Regions from separate parts of the Homo sapiens genome. Here region 2 is linked to region 1. A link is an interaction called in ENCODE POLR2A ChIA-PET data of the cell type or tissue named here. Cell type or tissue: OCI-LY7. All regions are shown on one strand. Region 1 overlaps CADM1 (cell adhesion molecule 1). Region 2 overlaps USP28 (ubiquitin specific peptidase 28).

The links. Peaks named below come from ENCODE experiments on the same cell type or tissue, not always from the same donor. Only the 100,000 strongest peaks of a DNase experiment are listed, where the experiment ranks them.
Region 2: POLR2A ChIA-PET joins it to region 1 with 14 read pairs; 1 of 35 experiments calls an interaction of 5 or more read pairs at or near these places.

The regions. Positions count from the first base shown.
Region 1 is chr11:115,420,244-115,422,743 of GRCh38, reverse strand. All of the region lies in intron 1 of CADM1 (cell adhesion molecule 1), which reads left to right. Among named protein-coding and RNA genes, the nearest start is that of CADM1-AS1, 25 kb to the right of the region's middle. In OCI-LY7, no CTCF peak of the experiment used is centred here; a DNase peak (open chromatin) is centred at 1,273; H3K4me3 peaks cover 2,261 bases; H3K27ac peaks cover 1,714 bases.
Region 2 is chr11:113,805,372-113,807,871 of GRCh38, reverse strand. It overlaps USP28 (ubiquitin specific peptidase 28), which reads left to right. Exons shown (of 26, transcript NM_001346252.4): 20 at 1,288-1,383. Among named protein-coding and RNA genes, the nearest start is that of CLDN25, 27 kb to the right of the region's middle. RefSeq lists a silencer at 1,187-1,236. In OCI-LY7, a CTCF peak has its summit at 1,288 (motif pointing left); a DNase peak (open chromatin) is centred at 1,271.

The DNA.
Region 1 (2,500 bases):
AAAGATCAGCTTATAGTTTTTCTCTTATGTTTTCAAAGGGCACAGCGAACTATCTGTGCTGTTCCAAAGAGTTGCACTTGTAAAAGGGTCTATTCAATTTAGACCAGGATCCAGAAATGTAGGTTATGGCTAAGAGGATGAGATAACAAATAGATGTGTTCAGCTTCTACAACTGACTTGGTAGTTTAGTGGCCATGTTGTCCCTGTTGAGATGGGAAAGCTTTCTGATTGGTATGTTACAGCTCACCGCTGCATCAGGCATTTCTTCAAACCAGCATAGTGTTGTAATTGGAGATCATCTTCTTGAAGATGGAGCCTTTTATTTTTGTGGCTTTCTGGGGAGTTGTAATGCCTGCCTGTTTTTCCTTTTAATCAGATGTTTGAGAGCTGCAGCTTCGGGTCAAACGAACATATTCACACCTGATTTTTACAGTATTTTTTCAGCAACTTGAGTATTATGTTTAAATGGAAAACTATCCTGAATAGTCCCCTTTTAGGAAATAGTCTGTCTGAGAGCGGCATTTTCCAGCATTTGGTGGATTTGAGAGAAGGCACTGACACCTGTAATTTGTAACCCAGTTAAACTCGTTTATCTTGCCTGGACACACCTGTGGACAAGAAGCAAGCTGCTGATTTTAAGTTCAGCTGCGTAATTTTACTTGTTTGCTCAGATGTCCTTTAATTTATTTTCTGGGGACCTGATGACAGTAGCAAGATTTTAAAGTTAATTGCTAGATTCAAGGACAAGTCCCATGAATGGGCTGGAAGCATACCCTTAGGGCATAAGCCTGTGTGCGGATCTGTGACAAAGCCCTAATTTTGAGTTTATGTAATCATCGTACCGAAATATTTAAGATGGGAATCTATCAAGTCTTATCTGTTGAGACGTGATCCCTTTTATATCTGGCAGGCCTCATGCAACAAATTTCCTTTCTTTTAAGTGATCTCCAAAGCTGTCAAGTTCATTTGAGTGAACTGTGCTTGAGAGAAACATGTACAATTTTCTCTGGCAATGGCATGCTGCTGATGACATATTTTTAGAATTAGCTTTTTCTCTCCCCCACCCTTCTAGAAACTGAACTTTTATTTAAGCTCCCTGCTGTTAACATTGGAAAGAAAGTTTCCTGTGCCAATGTTTGCCCAAATGGAAGAAAATGTTTGCATTTTGTATGCAGTGTTCATAAACTTGATGAGTCTAACAGTTTGGCACCGCTGGTGAGCGCGTCTGCTTTGAGTTCTGAAGGGCAGGCAGAAATAGTGTAGTGAAGCACTGCAGCTACTGTGAAAAGGTGTGGCTGAGCTGCTGTGTTGAGATGCGACAGGTCGAGAATTCAGAATTCATTTTTCCTAGTGCTTTGAAGGTCAGTAGTTAAGAGAGACATCTCCCACTTGTCAAGTAGTTGTAAGCAAAAGAATCATTTCTTCCCTCATTCATTTGGTTAAGGTTAGCTGAAACACTGGCTTGCTTTGATTTCTCTGGGCAAGATTGTTTTAGCAAGGCCGTTTGACTCTCTGTTTCTGTGCTTTTGGTTTTAGTTTCAAAGATCTTGCCAAACTTTGCCAGGGCGCATTCTGGTCTTCAAACCCTTTGTTCTGAAAGCTGGTGCCACCAAATTGAATAATGTGCAACATGTTATAGACCCACTGTAGAAAATAATTGCAGTTTGTTTTAACATTAAGTTAAATTTTTTCTGTATGCAATGCAAAGGTCAAGGAAAAAGGCATTAAAAAACATCCCTGCACAAGTGAGTCATTTGCATAGAAAATGCTCCACTGGATGATAGAGTATGAAAGCAGTAGGGAATTAACTGGTAAGTGTATGGCAAATGACCTAGCCAAGGATCCAAGCAAGAATGATTTGTTCCAAGAACCAGTGTAAGACGATTTAGGAAGATGCACTTTTCTTTGGCCCTCATCCTACAGCAGCATTGAATCAGGAGAACGAAACAGCCTTGGCTTTGTTCATCATCAGTAAGCCAAGAAGATCACGGCATGGGTCATTAAGATTTACAGCTCAAATGTAAATAATTCAGGACCCACAAACAATAATTAAAAAACCAACTGCGGCACTGCATGTAGTCAGGTCCTCTGGGCCTCTTTGAGTAGGAACCTCTCCTGTTTTGGCTGGAGACCTGTCCATCTGGGTACAGATGGTTGTAAGAGCTTTTTAATGACCTTTTCTAATGCTGGTGAATGTGTCTTTGGACACCATCGTAACCAATGGATGAGGAGGGTGGAAACAGCAGGATGGTGGCAGCTGAGGAATTAAATGTCCTGAATTTGTTAGACATCTGCAGAAACATGCAATTTGTTGGGCAGAAAATTGTAAACAAAACAGACTGAGTCAATTATCAATACACCTGTGACACCCCGGGATGCCAGCTTTGGCTGACAGCTTTTAACCAGCTGAGGAGCAGGAGGAAGTTCACAATGATCAGGAGCAAGTCAATTCCAAGTTTTCTGCTATAACTTGTCCCCTTGCTTGTGTGGTGATCTCCTG
Region 2 (2,500 bases), 1.6 Mb after region 1:
CCAATAGCTGATATTTTCTCGTTGCAAAAAATGATTGTCAAGAAAGCCTATTTGGTTTTGACCTTAGTTACCATTATTTAAAAGATAGCCATGTTTCTATTGTATAGCGCTCCCAGCATATGTATATCTACCCAGGCTTATACTTAATGGGGCCACTGCAGAGTCTAGATGGCTCAGAAAAGTAAAATTAAGTTCCCTTTTTGGTATTATGGACAAAAGATTGCCTTCTAATTTAAAATAGGGAATCTTTTTTTTGGATATTAGTCCATTGTTTTACCTCCAGATATAAATTTTTCAGTTGTCCAGTGAGCTAAACAAATGTGGATTGAAGTTATTTTTAATTGTAAAGGAATTCTATAGGAAGAAGCTATAGAACCCCAAGTTGTTTGTTGTCTGTCTCCTCTTCAGTTGCACTGCACATAAACAATAATGAATTCTGTCTCTCTCAGATTTCTGTTTTTTTTCTGTGGGGTATTTAAAAAAAAAAATCATTGACAAGGCTGGGCACGGAGGTTTACGCCTATAATCCCAGCCCTTTGGGAGGCCAAGGCGGGTGGATCACCTCGGGTCGGGAGTTCAAGACCAGCCTGGCCAACATGGTGAAACCCCTGTCTCTACTAAAAATACAAAAATTAGCTGGGCATGGTGGCATACACCTATAATCCCAGCTACTTGGGAGGCTGAGGCAGGAGAACCGCTTGAACCCGGGAGGCGGAGGTTGCAGTGAGCTGAGATCACGCCATTGCACTCCAGCCTGGGCGACAGAGCGAGACTCTGTCTCCCAAAAAAAAAAAAAGTCCTTGAAAAGTTTTTACTTTATGGAGTCATATTTGTATAGTCGCTAGTTTCCAGACTATTTTAAATGTACTGTTTATCCTAGTAAAACTCTAAAGTATTTGTGTGTTTAAGATATACACCCAAAGTACAGAACTAAATTGGAATTCTGACCTTAGACACTTCCCCTCTGAGAACTATAATTTAACTTAATTCTTCAGCAGTGCCATATTGGGAGATATTTTTAGGCATACATCTTTCTTTATCCTACTGAATTAGAACATAGAGCGTAGGAATAGCTTGTCTTGGGCAGGGTGTTGACATTATATAGAAGGACAGAGGCAGTGGGTGCACATAGGAATGGGTGTGTGAAACTCAGCTTGCAATACATGCTGGCCAAAGAGCACACTGCTCTGCTGCCCTTTAGCACTCTGTTCAGCCTGCTTTCATACAGTCTTCTGCTGAACCTTTCTTCTCTCCTTTCTCTCTGTGTTTTGTGCCCCCTTGTGGTAGGTGATGCTGAGCCCTGCCATGCAAGGGGTCATCCTGGCCATAGCTAAAGCCCGTCAGACCTTTGACCGAGATGGGTCTGAAGCAGGGCTGATTAAGGTATCTCTGTTTTTAAAATTCTAATTCTTACAATATAGGCATCATAATATTGGGGAAATAATTCTATAAGAAGGGAAAAAATGGGGTTAAGGCTGGGTGTGGTGGTGTGTGCATGTAGTCCCAGCTACTCAGGAAGCTGAAGTAGAGGCTCACTTGAGCTCAGGAGTTGGAGGCTGAAATGTACTGTGATTGCACCACTGCACTCCAGCCTGGGCAACATAATGAGATCCCATCTCTTTAAAAATAAAAAGGACTGGGCACAGTGGCTCACACCTGTAATTTAGCACTTTGGGAGGCCCAGGAGGGAGGCTTGCTTGAAGCCAGGAGTTCAAAACCAGCCGGGTCAACATAGTGAGACCCCCATCTCTACTAAGGAATTTTTTTTTTTTTTAATTAGCTGGGCATGGTAGCACATACCTGTAGTCCCAGCTAATTTGGAGGCTGAGGCAGGAGGATCACTTGAGCCCAGGTGTTCAAGGTTGCAGTGAACCATGATTGTGCCACTGCATTCCAGTCTGGGTGACAGAGTGAGACCCTGTCTCCAAAAAATAAAAAAAAAGTCTTCTGTGAAGTGAAATATGAGACTTCCTTTCCTGTCCAACTGATGAACAAGCTGTTCACTTCTCTTCTCTTGACCCTAACCCAGCCTTGGCTAGCAGTAACATTCTCTGTGACACCTAGCCTAGAGGGCTTTTCATTGTTGTTGTTAGGAGTTGTCTGTTAGTAACACTGAGTTAGATTGTGCCTTTGTAATTTTGAGGCCATAACAAAGTAGGCTGTGTTTTTAAAAATACTTGAGTAAAATTGCATTTGTATAGATTCTTTAAGTTTAAGTCATTGACACACAAGGATCTGCCTTTTATAACAATTAAAACTAAATATTTGTTTTTCTGAGAACTTTATGAGAAAACTGAATTTCTTAAGAGTACAGTAGGCTGGGCGCAGTGGCTCATGCCTGTAATCCCAGCACTTTGGGAGGCCAAAGTGGGTGGATTGCTTGAGCTCAGGAGTTTGAGACCAGCCTGGGCAACATGGCGAAACCCAATCTCTATCAAAAATACAAAAATTAACTGGGCATGGTGGTATATGCCTGTAGTCCCAGCTACTTGGGAGGCTG